Regions from separate parts of the Mus musculus genome. Here region 1 is linked to region 2. Evidence: chromatin loops called from intact Hi-C (ENCODE). Cell type or tissue: heart. All regions are shown on one strand.

What was found. Peaks named below come from ENCODE experiments on the same cell type or tissue, not always from the same donor. Only the 100,000 strongest peaks of a DNase experiment are listed, where the experiment ranks them.
Region 1: a loop joins it to region 2, with 2.1 times the contacts of the local background. A loop is called at or near these places in 6 of 42 quality-filtered maps.

Annotation. Positions count from the first base shown.
Region 1 is chr11:22,847,675-22,855,674 of GRCm38, forward strand. The region is part of intron 1 of B3gnt2 (UDP-GlcNAc:betaGal beta-1,3-N-acetylglucosaminyltransferase 2); the gene reads right to left. Among named protein-coding and RNA genes, the nearest start is that of B3gnt2, 8.1 kb to the right of the region's middle. In heart, no CTCF peak of the experiment used is centred here; DNase peaks (open chromatin) are centred at 237, 1,057, 2,617 and 3,897; H3K27ac peaks cover 859 bases.
Region 2 is chr11:22,778,379-22,786,378 of GRCm38, forward strand. No RefSeq gene overlaps it. Among named protein-coding and RNA genes, the nearest start is that of B3gnt2, 77 kb to the right of the region's middle. In heart, no CTCF peak of the experiment used is centred here; DNase peaks (open chromatin) are centred at 1,963, 2,573 and 4,603; H3K27ac peaks cover 773 bases.

The DNA.
Region 1 (8,000 bases), 69 kb after region 2:
ACACTTGAAGGGGCATAAAACAATTCTCAGAAAAACCAAGGACTGAGATTTTTATAAAACAAAAGCAAAAAAAAAAAAAAATCAAATTGAGAAAGAAATGACCCATAGCAAATGGTCAACGAGGTACTGAAGCAATGCTGGTCTGGTAACAAGCACCATTCAGGCCATGGCTGGAATCCCCTGGGTGTTTTATGACTCACGAGTTACTCTTGATTAGTTACTTATTCCCACTACAGAATGAAAGATTGGCAAAGGCTCAAACTAGCCCCGCCACAAACATGTTCATGCAATCCTGTTAGAACTTTTAGCCTTCCACTCCCTCCAGTAGCAGAACCTGACAGAAGGGAACAGTACCACAACCCAGGCTCCCCTGCCCTGCAACCAACCTATCAGAGACAGAAAAGGCAATCGGGTAGAGCACCAGGTACAACTGCACTCAACTGTTCACTCAACAACACACACATGCCTTCCCACGGGATTGCAGCCCAACTGCAGAAGGAAACAGATTTCTAATCCAGGCAACCATATAGATTTCCTTATTTACAGAGGAAAACCAAAGTCCCCAGAGGCAAGGGCCTCACTATGCTGAGGTCACCCACAGGGAGAACCAACATGTCACTGTCAACCTTCAGGGAGAATTATCATTGGTGACAAGGTCTTTTTCCACAGTCTATTAATTCTAGTTCAGTAACAAAGTAAACGAAAAAGCTCCATGAAGTTGAACCTCTTGTTCCCCTCACCCACTTTGGGGCAGCTTTATTACTTCTGCCTTTGGCATCTCCTGCACATTTATCTGACTTATCACTCTCTAACGACATGTGTGACAGGACAACAGAACTCTTATTTCTAATCAGTCTGACACTCCACAGACAACAAAGCTGAGGACAAGAAACTCACAGGGCTCCAGGGGCAGAGGAGGAAGCAGGGGGACAGAAAGGGAAGACTTTTCTGCCGTTTTTTCAGGCTGGGTCTTCAACCAGGGGTCGTGAATTTCCTACACAGGGGCAATTTCCTCAAGGGCAACCCTGAGGTCCTGGTCCTCATGACTTACCTCCCAAGTGTGCTGAGGTAGCAAGCAGGTGCAGCCAACCACGCCCAGCTTTTAGGGAAGCTTCCGCTTTCTGATCAAGTCTCTAACAGTGCTTGCGACAATCATCCTTGGATAGATTCATACATGAGCCACCATTTCTCCTCTAGTCCTTGGCTGGCTACTTGCCAGTTCTTTTACGGTGAGTTTTGTCAAAAACCTTTTCTCCTTAATACCCCACTTGCTAATACTAGGACAACATTACCCAGTACCATCCTCAAGACAGTGGAGCTACCTGAGAACACTCTCAGGAAACAGTCACAACTAAGTAGGTCTATAAACAAACACAGGCCCAAGGGATGGGGAAAGGGAGGAAGAAGGCAATTAAAAATTAATAAAAATGCACAAACATAGATTACAGTACTGGACTAGAAACAGAATCCCATTATATAAAGGGTGTAATTGCTTCTGGAAATAAGCAGGCCACTGATCTTGGCTTGGTAATCTTGGTGTAAAGGTAGGCTGGGGGCTGGGTACCCATTTCTATAGATTCATACAGTAAAAGCCAGTTAAAACAGTTAGAAGACAAACTTTAAGTAACTATTAGAATGATCATGACCATAGTGTGCTCCAAGGGCTCTGATGTCCTCTTTAACCCCTAGGAGCAAATGTGTATGTATGTACGTACACACACACACACACACACACACACACACACACTTACTTAAAAGTAAATCTTCTAAAAAATTTCAATTAAGGGATAGAGAGATGGTTCAGTGGTTAAGAACACTGGCTGTTCTTCTAAGAACCCAAGTTCAGTTCCCAGCATCTCATGAGAGGCTTAGCTACATTGTATGTACCTTCAGCTCCAGGCCTTCTGGCCTCAATGGGCACACACATATGTGGCACGCACACACACAAAGTAAAAAATTTAAAAATAAAAATTTTAAATCACCTATGTAAAGTTAGACCTGGTGTCATAGTCCTATAATCCCATCACTTGGGGAGTCAGGAGAATCACAAGTATGTATGAAGACATCTGGACTACCCAACAAGACCGCCTTAAAGCAAACACACAAACAACACAAACCTAAGCTATTCTCAGCACATACTCTATGGGCAAACTCTGTCTTTCTCAATTCTAACTAACTATATTTGGTAATTCCTATGCTCTATGAAATAAAGTTCGAGAGTATCTCAAACACCGTGTTTATTTTAAGTAACCTAATAAATTGCTTTGGGAAGTTTCAACTTCTCCGCTGTTAGGACAGAGGCTTCCAGTAACAAATTTTCCCAAAAGAGAACACGTCCTTGATTACTGTGAAGAAGACACCAAGGGAAATAAGAGACCACAGCCTGAGACTCCACAACTCCTAGACTTACTGTATTACAGTCTCTTAAAGGACAGCTACCTGACTCTTCTACAAACAGGCGTGAGAACTGGGAATGTGACCCAGCTAGATGAGTGCTTGCCTAGGCTGCCAGAAGCCCTGGATTTGATCCTTAGCACCACACATGCTTATGGTCGCATTAGGAGTAGAAACTGGAAGAACAGAAGTTCTTCACTACACAGTAGATCCAAGGTCAGTGTGGGTCAAACAAAGCCCTGGGCACGGAAACCACAGCAGAGCCTGGTGGTGCAATGCAGTAGCAGAGCACATGCCTAGAATATCCAGAACTTGGGCTCCACACTTAGCAAGGCAAAACAGACAAAGATAACGGAACTCATTACTTGGTGTGTTAATTTTAGCCCAGATTTTCTTTAGGTAGAAAATTGTAAATAACAAATGGCACTCCTACATCCTCATTGTGCTCCTTCCAGCTGTAGGTCTAATCAAGGGCCCACAGAATGCATAAGCCAGGAAAATGGTTACCAAGTCTCCTCCCTCACTTTAGGGAGAAACTGGCCCCTAAGGCCAGAAACTTGGCTGAGGTTCTGACTTCTGAGAGAAGCAGGAGGCAGCAAGAAGCAGTATGGAGTAGAGGCATGGAGGGAAGACAGTCATCCCATCGAGCACTCTCAGGGACTTGACCCCCCTCCATCCAGAAGTGCTACTGTCAATGCCTTTGACGGGTCTCTTGCTTCTTAGTTCTACCCCATCCATGAAGGGCCAGGCTCAGTCCCTGCTCTCTGTGGGAACTGTACAATCACCTCCTGATTCTTAGTGCCCCACACAGAGCAGCCCACCCCTCTAAAAGAAGAGAAGATCTAGTCCCCTCAATGTACCTCTCCTCCCAGGTCTGTTTGCCAAACAGAATGGCTCCAGGAAAGCTGAGACTGGCTCTGAGCCCAGAGAGAGGCAGACTACATGCCACACCTCAAGAGCCCTAAAAGATGGATGCCCCCCTAGCACCCCACCAATAAGAACCAAGTATCACTCTTCCCATGCATCCAGTCGCCTCTGCCCTATGGTAAGAGTCCATCCATCCATCTCCTCCCAGACTATTCCTAGGACATCTGGCTCTGGGGTGACACAAACAAGCCACCCTTTCCCTCAGGCCTCACTTCCAATTCCTCTCTACCCTCTTGGATGTTGTTTAGACTTCAATTTACTGAACAGTATCTGCGGACTGTCTTGGCTACAATTTTAAAATATTTGCACATAGATTTAAAACACATTTACCTTCAAAATAGTAATGTATCTTTCTCTGGCCACTCACCAAGAAAAATTAGTATTCATTCAATATATGGGCACACTGAGGAACTGACTGGAAACCCAGTCTCTTTGAATAAGTAATTCCCATCACCTCAGTACTAAATCCCAGCATGTACTACTATTATAGGAACTAGGGCTGCAGCAATCCACCCTCTAGGGCTGAAGGGATTTATCTGCCTCACCCTACCCAGGACACTTCCCTCTCCCCTCGGCTTAGAGCCTGCAGCAGACAGGATATGGGTAGGGTGGGGCAAGAACAGGATTGCCCGAGGCTTCAACACATTACCGGATTTGAAAATTTCCATTATAAAGAGTTTTTTTTTTTTTCCTTTTTAACAGAAGACCCAACAGAACCTTGAGAACAAAAACTCAAAAGAAAACACTCGGTTAAAAATAGGAGTATATTTTTAGTTAAAAATAGGAGATATTTTAAGTTCATTTGAAGAGAGGTAATTCCTTATGTGGCAAAGAATAGTAAAATGGTTGCCTCTCATTTAAACAAGCAAAGCAAACAAGGTACAACTGGTACCTATCAAGGCCTCAGAAAGATGCCTCTGAAACATGGCTGGGCACTCAGCTTGTGCTACAGAGCCTGCCACACTAGCACAGTGAAGGGCTAGAGTCACATTGTATCTTTAACTTGTGTTACTTTTATTGTATCATTTTCTATTGTTTGGGGTTTTTTTTTTTCTGTTTTTTCTAAATATTTCCCATCTTTGGTTGAATTTTCCACTACAGAGCTCCAAGATTAAGAGGGAAGCATCTGTTTATAAACTCACTTTGATCTTTTTTTGTATTAGACAAATAACTCAAATAATTCGATTTTTAAATGTCACTGGGCTTCCCTTGACAATCTAAGGCCAGACCTAAAGCAGACCTAAAGGATTCATTTAAGGGCACAGGCACTTAAAAGCCAGGGATGGACAAGACAGACGTCTGTCGGTCTGTCTGTCTGTCTGTCTCTCTCTCTCTCTCTCTCTCTCTCTCTCACACACACACACACACACACATGTAGTGCATTCCAAAGAGCAATTTCTTAAAATCCTCAACATGAACTCTTAAGTGTGGAGTTCACGGGTCACAGAATCTTCCTAAAATGTCAGGACCTTCACAGAACAGACTTGGAGCATGCGTTCAACCCATGTGTGAATGTGGTCTCAGAGAGCCTGAAGACAGTCTCAAGCAGACCAGGCTGGACTAAAACTCAGAGATCTTCTTGCCTCTGTTGCTCAGAGCTGGGATGAAAGTTATACTCACCAGCCAACCCTAAGGTTTTATTTGGTTGTTTTTCCCTCCCAAGAAGGGCAGGAAATACTGCCCTTAACCAGTTGCCATAGTTACCAAGATGCTCGTCATCAGCCCCAGAGTCAAAAACCACCATCAATAAAATCTCTACTGGCCTGGTTGGCCATGCTACCCACCCCAAGGCTACTGCCCTAGAGTCCCACTCCAGTAACAGCAGACACAGGCCCCTAGGGCCAGGGTCAAGCAGTGGCCTCAATTTCTGCCCTCTCTGGTGGTCACAGACATGCTCTCCTTGCTGGTGCTGCTAGCCCTACGCTGACCTTCCCAAACAACCCCCTTCCCAGCTAGACTGTCATAGTTCTTGCATTCTACTTACTTACAGCCCAACACAGCTTACCATGATTTCAGCACCACTCTCCTCCTCTTTCTCCTGACTGGCAGCTTTGGATCCTAGGCAGAGTCCTCAAGATGGGGACAAATGGCAGTCCCTTAGGTAGAGCTGGGCCAACTCTGCTGCTGGGCTTTCCCTTAGCAGACACTCTGGTCCCTGGGTCTCTCTTAGACACCACCCCAAACTCTACCCAGTCAGATCTGCCTGAGGTTCACACTTCCCCACGTCTGCCTTTATGTTTCCAAATGCCACCCCCTCACAGAGTCGGTTTTTTCCCACCTCTAGAATCTGTCAAATGAAACGTACACTTTAACCCTGGACCACTCCCGGGACCCTCAACTTTCCCTTTCTAAAACCAATGAGGTACTCGGACAAATACCAACATGCCTAAAACAGACAGAGGCTGGGGAACAAGCTAACACTGATGGCCAGGGACAGCAAGGCAGCACCAGCACCCCTAAGGGGAGTGGTAGGCACAAGAGCCAAAGGGCAGGATGGTAATGGGAGGGAGAGAAGAACAGAGGTAGATATTCTAGTAGACCCCAGAACTGTCAATACATTTCAACAGAAACAGGAGGAGTCAGCCCAGAGAAGTGACCTCCAGATATTTCCATTTTTAAAGGATCCCTCCAGCTTGTGAGACCACATATGCAGAATAACAGGAAGCAGGCAGTCTGCAGATCACAAACTACACCAGCCTCCCAGTGTGCCTCCTCTCCACCTCATGCTCATTTCTTCAACAACTGCAAAATCATTCAATGGCTCTCTACTACCTCCTGTCTCTACATGGTCACTAAGGTTGGTCACCTCCCCTGTTCTCCAAAGCTGGGGTGTGGAGAGGGTATTCCTCTGACCTTGCATGCTTGAGCCTCTTGCTGTGTCCTCGGCCCTCCAACTGCTTTCTCCTTTTGAAGCATTTTTCATTCATCATTGTGAGGTGAAGTCTCAATGCCACTTCCTCAGGAAGCCTTTCTTGTCTGCTCCCAACATATGCTGTAACCGTGTGTGGAAACACTCCAGACCCAATAGGACAAAGGGGACCCAGACCATAGCAATCTGCCTGCAAACACAGCTGCCACAAGCAGCCATCACTTCTCAAACAATGTGCCAGCTTCTATGTGGACAGTCTCAGGCCTAGGCTTTCAAAGACTTGCTATCTATCATTTGCTAGCACCCTCTAAGGCAGATCCACAAGTGTCAATGTCACCTAATGCAGCAACAATATGCTTTTCCTGGTTATTCCAGAAGTGCTGGAAAATGCAGAGGTGAGCCCTTCGAAGGGGACAAATGAAGTCAGTGACAGGAGGTTATCCTTAACTTGCCGTGCAACCAAAGGCATTTCCCTTTAAGATATCTTGAATACTGTTTCTAAGTAAATGTAAATAAAAAGATCCTTTTAGGAGAAAATAAAAAACAAAGCAAAAGAGTGAAGTATCAATCATCCAAGATGCAGTTAAGAATGAGACATGTGCTAGGCAGTGGTGGCGGGAGGCAGAGGCAGGCGGATTTCTGGGTTCCAGGCCAGTCCGGTCTACAGAGTGAGTTCCAGGACAGTCAGGGCTACACAGAGAAACCCTGTCTCAGACAAAACAAAACAAAACAAAACCAAGAATGAGACATGTCCATTAACACATGAGGGTGGTTTAACCAGTCAGAGTGAAGCATGCAATTAAAGCAACTGCAATGTGCTCTCACTTTTGGAATAATTCACTCACAAAACATGAAGTGGTAAAGGCCGTCTGAGCACCTGAGTGCTTAGTCACGGCTCCTCGGGAACTCTATCACCTCACCTGTTACAAGCTAGCTCATACCAGCCAGGTGCCCAAACAGCTCCGGGTGAGATAGCCAAGTGTGGCCCCTCAGAGATAAATCAATGAAAAAAGAATAGGAGGTCATCAACTTTAAAGACACAGCTTATTTCAACTAAATGCCACAGAGCAAGACCAACATTTGCTAGGCATGGGGAGGTGCACCAGGACTAGGGAGGCAGAGGCAGGTGGGTCTGAGTTTGAGGATCAGCCTGATTTACATCCTGAGTACCAGGGAGCCAGGGTGGAGAGGGTGTTTAAGACTGTCTCAAAATGATCGGTGTGGTGGCGCACGCCTTTAATCCCAGCACTTGGGAGGCAGAGGCAGACGGATTTCTGAGTTTGAGGCCAGCCTGGTCTACAAAGTGAGTTCCAGGACAGCCAGAGCTATACAGCGAAACCCTGTCTCGAAAAAAGAAAAGACAAAAAACAACAACAAGAAAAGACTGATTCAAAACAAGACTTATTAGCTTTTTTATAATGACGTAGATTATTTAAACCAAAAATACAATTCCTTTAGCTATCAGCATCTCAGGTACTGGTGTTTTATTAAATGTGCATGTATGAGCACATGCTTGTGAGCACCAGTCATGAAACAAAAGCAGAGGTCAGAGGAAAACAAGTGGGAATTGCTTCTCTCCTTCCACCATACTCATAAAGTCCACGTCAGGCTTGATGATAGGTACCCCCAAACTCACTGAGAATCTCAGCAGCCCAGGTATCATTCACTTTAATTTTCCTATCATCTCACATTGATAAAACTGAGGTTCAGGGAGACCAAGCAACTTACCCACCATCACACAGCTAGGGGCAAATCCAGCTTTCAAATCTCACGGGTTATAAAACACTACATATGCTACAGCAGATTCCAA
Region 2 (8,000 bases):
CAGATTCTCTGCCAAGTTTTTCCTGGATGGGGAGCTCGCACCAGAACTAAAAAAAATATTTTCCTCTCTTCTTACCAGAGATTGCCAACCCCCACCCTTTCCTTGTCTCCACCCTTACTTTTCCTTAGTCTCCTCTTTCTCCCCTACTCTCTCTCTCCTCCTTTCCAGTCTTCCTCCACATCTTTATTTTGATTTTGTCTTTCTCTTTCTCTGTTTCTATAACACACTCTCTTTCTTCTCTTTCTCGATCTCAATTTTAGAGAACAATAAAGATTTCTTCTAGTTGGACATGGTGGCACATTTCTATAGCCTCAGGAGGCAGGGGCCGGTAGATTCCAGGCTCCAGGACAGCCTGGACTAAAAGCAAACAAACAACAGCAAAACAAAAACAAAAATCAACAAACCAAAGGGCTAGAGCGATGACTCAGCAATTCAGAGCAGTTGCTACTCTTGCAGAGGGTCAGAGTTCAGCTCCCAGGCCCTACATAAAGGTTCACAACCATCTGTAACTTAGTCCTAGGGAGTTCAAAGCCTTCTCCTGACCACTAAAGGCACCAGGCATACACATGCTATACAGGCTTACATGCAAGCAAAACACCCATATACATAAATTAAAAACCAACCAAACAACAGTAAAAATTTGTTCTTTGCTAGGATATTCTCAGAATCTGAAGAGCAGGAAGAAAATTAGATTATTTGATATTTCATGGTTTCATGGATAAAAATATCTATCTCAGATTTCTGTAAAGATTCATTGTCTGAGCACATGTAAAGAATTCAATAAATGCTGGCTGTAATTATTTATTATTCCTATATACAATGAAACCACCAACATCATATCAACAGAGACAAGCGTTTAAAAAGACCAGAGCTAAAACACAGACTCACCTGCAGCCACCTCACCACCTTGTGTCCTGGTTAGAACCAAACACATCATGGCAAAATTTGATTTAGTGCTTTTCTAGTGAAAGGGCATGCTTATGAATAATTGTTCAGAAGTGGAGGAACAAAGGACAAACAGTCACTGTGCATTTAATGCATTTTGACATGTAGCAGCCTGGGATATCTTCAGAACAGCACAGAGGGCAGCTTGATGTCAGCATCTTAGAACTTTCTCCTCCAGGAAGGGTTTTTCTGCAGTAGCTTCCTTGAAGACAAAGGAACACAACACTCCACTGTTCTTGGGTTTCTTCAAAAAGCACTGTCAAAAACCAATAGCATCCAGGGTAATAATTTTAGGAGGCACTTTCTTGCTGCTAGTCCTGGAAGATAAGAGGAAAGCTGGCAGTGTTTCAGTTACCCCTGGCAAGCATGAGTGGGAACTGGGGGGCTACCCACAGGAAGGCAGGGAGCCCACCCTGCTGTGCACCCTGACCGTTCAGGCTGGACTGCTGACTCCTTGTATTTGACACCAAGGATTTGAGGAGATGACTCTGGGTAGCTGTGGTTGTGACAGTGGTGTCCTCATGGTGGGCTTGTCCCCTGAGTGAAAGAACTTCAACAGTGAGCCCAACTGTACTGTCTTGATCCAGCATCAACAATGAGAAACAAATGCCTGTGTTGAAGCCACTCAACCTGAGGTATCTGTGACAGGCCCAGACAGCTGAGACAAGGCAGTGGCCTCTCACAGTCAGAGGCAGGTGGCAGAAGGGTTAACAGAACTTTCTCGGGTTAGCCTACCATGAGAAGGGTAGCAGTGTGACCGTTGAGAGCAGGCAGAAGAGATGGACCTGTGAGCAATTCTGTAAAACCAAAGGAAATCTCAAATGTATTTCAAAATTAGCAAATTTTATTTTTAGAAATTGCAACACAAAACTTCACCGCCTCTTGATGCCTTTGCTGCCTGAACAGTGGAGATGGACTTGGTGGCAGTGCAGGAGTAATTGCTTCCTTGGCGACTTCCACGGCTGCTGCTGGGACAACTATTCAAGGCCTCTCACTTTGTGGCCCTGAGTCCTTAGGCTAAGAGCAGGAAGTAGGACACAAGTCAACAGGAAGAAGCCATCCTGCCTCTAGGAAAGTAGGCTTCCTTCTAACAGGAAGCTCTTAGGCTATGCAGTGGTCTAAGAGGAACTAAACATATATGCCAGGCAGTATGCCAGTAGCTTGTGCCGTTAATCCTAGCATTTGAGAGTCATAGGCAGACAGATTTCTGTACAATCCTGGCCAGTCTGGTTCCATAGTGAGTTCCAGGACAGTCAGGGCTACAAAGATCTTGTCTCAGAGAGAGAGAGAGAGAGAGAGAGAGAGAGAGAGAGAGAGAGAGAGAGAGAGAGAGAGAACGATAGGTTTATATATGTGTGTGTGAGTGTGATAAATAATTTAGGAGCAATTTCTCAGAGAGCCATATGACACAACAGTCCCTCTTCTCTCCCTCTCCCCTTCCAGTTGACTATGTTATTTATTGTTGTTTCCCATGTACAACTGAAAAGAAAAACTGTGATTTTAAAAACAGGAGGTAATGGAGGGTGTGGCTTGCTCCCAATCTTGGTCAAGATCTGTTTCACATAGCTGCCCTGGAAATCAGGAGTGAACCATCCAGGAAGAATGACTCAGGCAGACTGCAGGCCAAGTACGGCACATCCATCCCACCCAAGACTACAGCCTAGAGCAGGGTCCAGTTTTGGATGTGGTGGAGGGACCACAGGAAATGCCTTACTGTCCTCTCAGGCTACTGAAAGTGAGCCATCATTCCGCTCCAGGCTACACAAAGAGAGTTGAGGGCTTCTGGGCTCCTAGAAGATCTTGTATTGCAGTGCCCAGAAATGCAGAAGAAACCTTTAGTTCATAGGGACCACCCTAGAGAATGTGGCTGAGAGACATGGAAGAAAGGGAGAAGAAAGAAAATCCAGGTAGCCAAGCCTTAGGTCCATGAGCAGACTCAGCAAGAGGCTCTCAAAGGCAGGAAGGCCTGAACTGTCTCATTGAACCTGGGGAGATGAGACTGTGGAATGCTGCAGAGACCTCTCTCAGGATCTTTTCCAGTCCAGCCACTCACAGCTGTTCTGGGTGTTGGGAAATGCTGGCCACAGAATGAAAAGTCCAGGAAGATGCAAAGGTTAAAGAGCAGCTCACCACTGGGTGTGGCAGGGCATGGTAGTGCACACATGCTTTTAATCCCTGGGTTTGGGAGGCAGAACTGAAATTAAGGCCAGCCTGGTCTACAGAGTAAGCTCCAGCCAGGACTACACAGAGAAACCTTGTTGATAGATAGATAGATAGATAGATAGATAGATAGATAGATAGATAGATAGATAGGGTAAAAATAAATTCCCCAAGGCTAAGGATATGGCTGTCACATCTGAGTCATATAGTGAAGACGACATGACACTGTTGGGCTCCAGAAGAGACAAGGTCCTGTATGAGCCCTGACAAGAGGGGATTCGTGAAGGAAGAGGGCACACCATGACAAGCCTCTATAGTCCTGGCTTTGGAGGTGGCAGAGGGCTTGAAGTTGGCAGCTAAACAGGTACCATTGTCTATATAGATGGTAGAGAGCTAGGAAGGGAGCCCAGGAGGGTCACTGTAGCCTCAGCAGCAGCCTTTGGAGACAAGGCATGAAGCAGGAAACACCCCTACAGTGTAGATAGAAATCTCAACCTGGGAACACCTAGGGATTGTGTCCGTTTTTTTTAGACTGGGTCTCACTAAGTTGGGCTTGCCTTAATTTGTGAATCTAGAATCAGGCAACACTCTGTTTAAGATGAACAAAGGTGAACTGGAGAGATGGCTCAGCAGTTAAGATTACTGACTACTCTTCCAGAGGACCTGAGTTCAATTCCCAGCAACCACATGGTGGCTCACAATCATCTGTAATGGTATCCAATGCCCTTTTCTGGTGTGAATTGAAGACAATGTACTGTATGTATGTATATATGTATGTATGTATGTATGTATGTATAAATAAATAAATAAATAAATAAATAAGATGGTCAAAGACAGAAGCACAGAACAGGGAGTTGGTTGACTACTTACAGAGCCAGAATAGGACAAATAGAAAGACATCATTATCCTAAGGTTTAAGAAATTTATATCTGTCTTGAAGCTGGGTTCAAATCTTCTGAGACTTTGTGGGAGTTAACAGTTAAAGGTTCCAGGAGATTCTGTCTGTTATAAACTTACATATATTAATAATTAGCAGACTTCTGATAAGATTGAGGGCTATATCGATTGGTTATATCTGAATAGAGCACACCACAATTTAATGGCAGTAGTGAAAATCAAGACAGAATAAGAATGAAAATCAAGACAGAATAAGAATGAAAATCTGAAGTGGCTTTGACAGGTTGTGTAAGTAGAGAGATAGTGGTGACAGAAAGTGAGTTTGCCCAGGTAGGTTCAGGCCTGTGATGAGGACTGTGCAGGCAGGCCACGAGAACAGGCCAGGGGCACGAGCATGTATCACTGACGAAACAGATTGTAAAGAGAGCAGGCCGGTCGGCTGAGAGAGGCGTGCACATATGGCTGTTGCTGCCTTCATTTCAAGACAGCAGCAGCGGTGACAGACAGCAGCTGACCTGATGTGTTTGCTTCAGCCAAGCTGGGGTGGGACTTCCTCTCAGCAGCAGGAAGTCATGGCCCAGTGCTTCCAGCTGTTGGAGCCTGTGGTGGGCGTGGAAAAGGAAGCACCTGAAGTAGCACCCCAGCAACGTGCACGCTATTCTTGTGGCACATGGAGCTGCAAGCCTTCACTTTATAAGTCCCAGGTAGAGAGTGAGAGAGAGGGGGCGGGAGGGGCTCCCGCGCATGCATGGGAAGATGGATTCTTGGAAAAGGCAAAACTTTTTCTCAAGGCTGCAGCCAAGCAGGACACCCAAAAGCAACTACTGGCGGGCACAGCGCAGGAGTCCCTCTCTCGAGAAAGCTCACAAGTATAGGGGTAGCAGGTGGTCACACATACGGGGAAAGCAAGTTTCACAGGTTCCCTGGCAGGACACAAGAGGTGGAGCCAGAACTGTTTTTTAGGCGGTGAACCTGCGGAACCAGCAGCTGCAGTGGCCAGTGGAAGTGGGCAAATGAGGGAGAGAGGGAGGCGAAGTCTAAGCTACAAATCACTAGCGAGAAAGTGCCAGTTTAGTGGCCATGTAGAGATATTGTTTTCTGTTAACTGTGAATTAGACCAAGACATTCCAGAAAGTATGTCCAAGGCAGCGAACAGACCCATAGGTGAGACACGTGAGGGCTGAGGACTATGCTCTGGGCTGATACCCCCAGAGAACAGTTTATCCAGGCCTGGCCTAGGATTCTCAGCCTCGAGAAAGAAACTGTCTCAAAGGGAGAGAGGAAGATCTCACCAAAGGGAAAAAGTCCTAGTACAAGGGTCAGTGGAAAGTCTGAATGTCTCCATTCTTAAGGGCAGTATAGGGGTAGCTCTGAGCTCAAGAATTCTCCCCTGGGACCATGCGGACATTTACTCTGACCAGAGTGAGGAGGGGACTAACCTGTTCTCTCAAGTTTAGGCTAGCAAGTATGGATCTCCATGTGAGAGCAGGGGCGATGGAAACCTGCAGAGTTTCTAAATCCGAGTCACGACAACAATGTTGTGTTTATAAAAAGATAGGTTATGTTCTATGGAGGTGTAGTCAGGTATGGGGGGAGGGAGTGCCTCAGCAGGCCCATGCCAAGGCATCCCTTCCCCTTGAGGGACCAGCCACAGGACAGTATAGTATAGAATAGAGTTTATTAAGGGTATGGGGAGGGGAGTCAAGATGGTTGTAGAGGAAGAAAAAGGCAGAGAGAAAGAGAGAGAGTAGAGAAGTAGAGGCCAGCCATGAGCACGTGGAGAGAGGGGAGGGGTAAGGGAATGGGGGGAGAGAGGCGAAAAGAGCAAGGGAGCAAGAGAGTGAGAGGGGGCAAGCAGCCCCTTTTACAGGGGGTCAGGCCTACCTGACTGTTGCCAGGTAACTGTGGAGCAGAAAATAAACAGAATGCTAACACCTGTGGGTACCAAGCACACACATGGTATACACATACACATGCAGACAAAACACTCCAACATGAAATAAAATGAATCTATAAATGCTTTTTTTTAAAAAAAGGTAAAACACAAGATGAGGGGGCAGGTTTTCCCTGAGATAGCCCAGTGGCTCAAGGTGCCAGCTGATGGAAGCAAGAGAACTGATTCCTGAAAATTGTCCCCTAAACTCCAATTACATGCACAGACATGCCAAGAAATTAAAATGTAACAGAACAGTGCTGTTTGTGTTTTGATGTCTTTTATTTTAAAGCAGACCAGGCTGTTACATAACACTGAGTCACGAGGCCTTGAACCACCATGCAATAATCCTTTTGCTGAGTTACTGAGTTGAGGATTTTTTTTTTCTTAAGCAGGGGAATTGAGGGACTAAATTACTGTCCCCAACTAGGAGAACTGAAAGAGCAAGGGAAGGAGCTTCTGACAGTCATTTAGCCTGTCCTTGTTGATTGTCCCTTCTAACACTGTCCTTTTTGCTATCGATCTTGCATCTGGTAGTATCCTCTGTGCGACCACTCAGGGACCCTTGAGCTAATACTAGATTCCAAACATTATGGGAAACTGGAACACAGACCTGTCAAGTAGGAGTGAGAGGATTAGATGCTAGAGCTTTGTTGAGGACAAACTGGAAATAGCTAACATTTTTAATTGCAGTTTAAGCATCCACTTCATGGTAGTAAGTGTGTCCGTGTTGTGCAATCATCCCTGCCATCTCCCTCATCCACAATTTCATCTTTCCAAACTTAAACATGGATGGCAATTCCCATTCTGTCTCCTGGTCACCACTCTATTGTGTCTTTGAAAGCTCACTCTCCTGGGTCATTCTCATAGGTGATGAGACAGGCTGACTCCATGACAGGCTTCAAATAGGCAGTTCAAGACATTAGAGCTAAAAACCCAGGCTTCAGGCAGCTAATCAGAAACTGCCCCATCACCTGGCCGAAAGCAAGGACAATGGGTCAGCAGTTTCCAGCCAGCCCCCATGTCCCAGTAATAGAATGTCCTTAGAGATAGAGTAAGACAAAGCCCACCTACTTTGCAATTTCCTAATGTGCTTTAAATCAGGCTCACTTGGTTGTCTCTCTATCTTGGTAAAGGGAGACCACAAAATACTGGGCTTCTGCAGAATAAAACACTCTTTGCACTTACATCCCATTTGAACCTGGGGTGTCATTCTTCAGTAAGTCATAGACCCTTACATTTGGGGGCTCATCCAGGATTCGATAGAGACCCCCTGGCCAAATAGTGGAGTGTTTTTCCGAATGGTAACTCTAGGTGTACAGTTGTCTTTCGTCTTGTCTATATCTTTCTGATTCAGGTTTAATTCTGTTTGGGGTTTAACCTGAAGGCCAAGAGGGACAAAGTGGACATGTATTTTGTCATCTGGCCAGGGCAATGGAGGATGCTCCTGACCCCCAAACAGAAACTGGAGAACTTGCTAGTTCTCATCTGAATTCTGAACCTGCTTTGGGTCTCTCATGCACAGGAAGTAAGACTGTCTGAGATAGACTTTTTGTTTTGTTTCTGTTTTCCCTGGAACATCCTTGTGTGTCTGTATGTATTCTGTTTGTGCTTTTTTTTTTTTTTTCCTCTCTTACAGATTTTTCTGAACTCCTAGAATGGAAAAGACACAAAGCACACCACTGGGCTTGGTCCTGAACCAGTTTAAGGACTTTTGCAGAGTCACAGAAGACTCAGTCTGGTTGTTCATCTCTGAAAACCAATCGTCTCTTACAGGAATGAATGGCCCACCTATGGCCAGGACTTTCTATCTCCCCATCATGTATAGGGCAAATGTTTAGTTTCTGAGGCATGGGGCCATCTGGACCAAGTGCTGTGGACGTCACTGCTTCCCTCCCACCCTTGCCGAGCTCCTCTCTCTCTTCCTGAGGATCTGTGTCCCCTTCCTTATGTTCCTGTTTCTGCCACTGCTGCCCCTGCCCAGCCAGCACAGGCAGAGGGAGGAGCAGCCCCTGACTCCCCTGACCCTCCTGACTCCACTTGGAGTCCACCTCACACTTCGGCC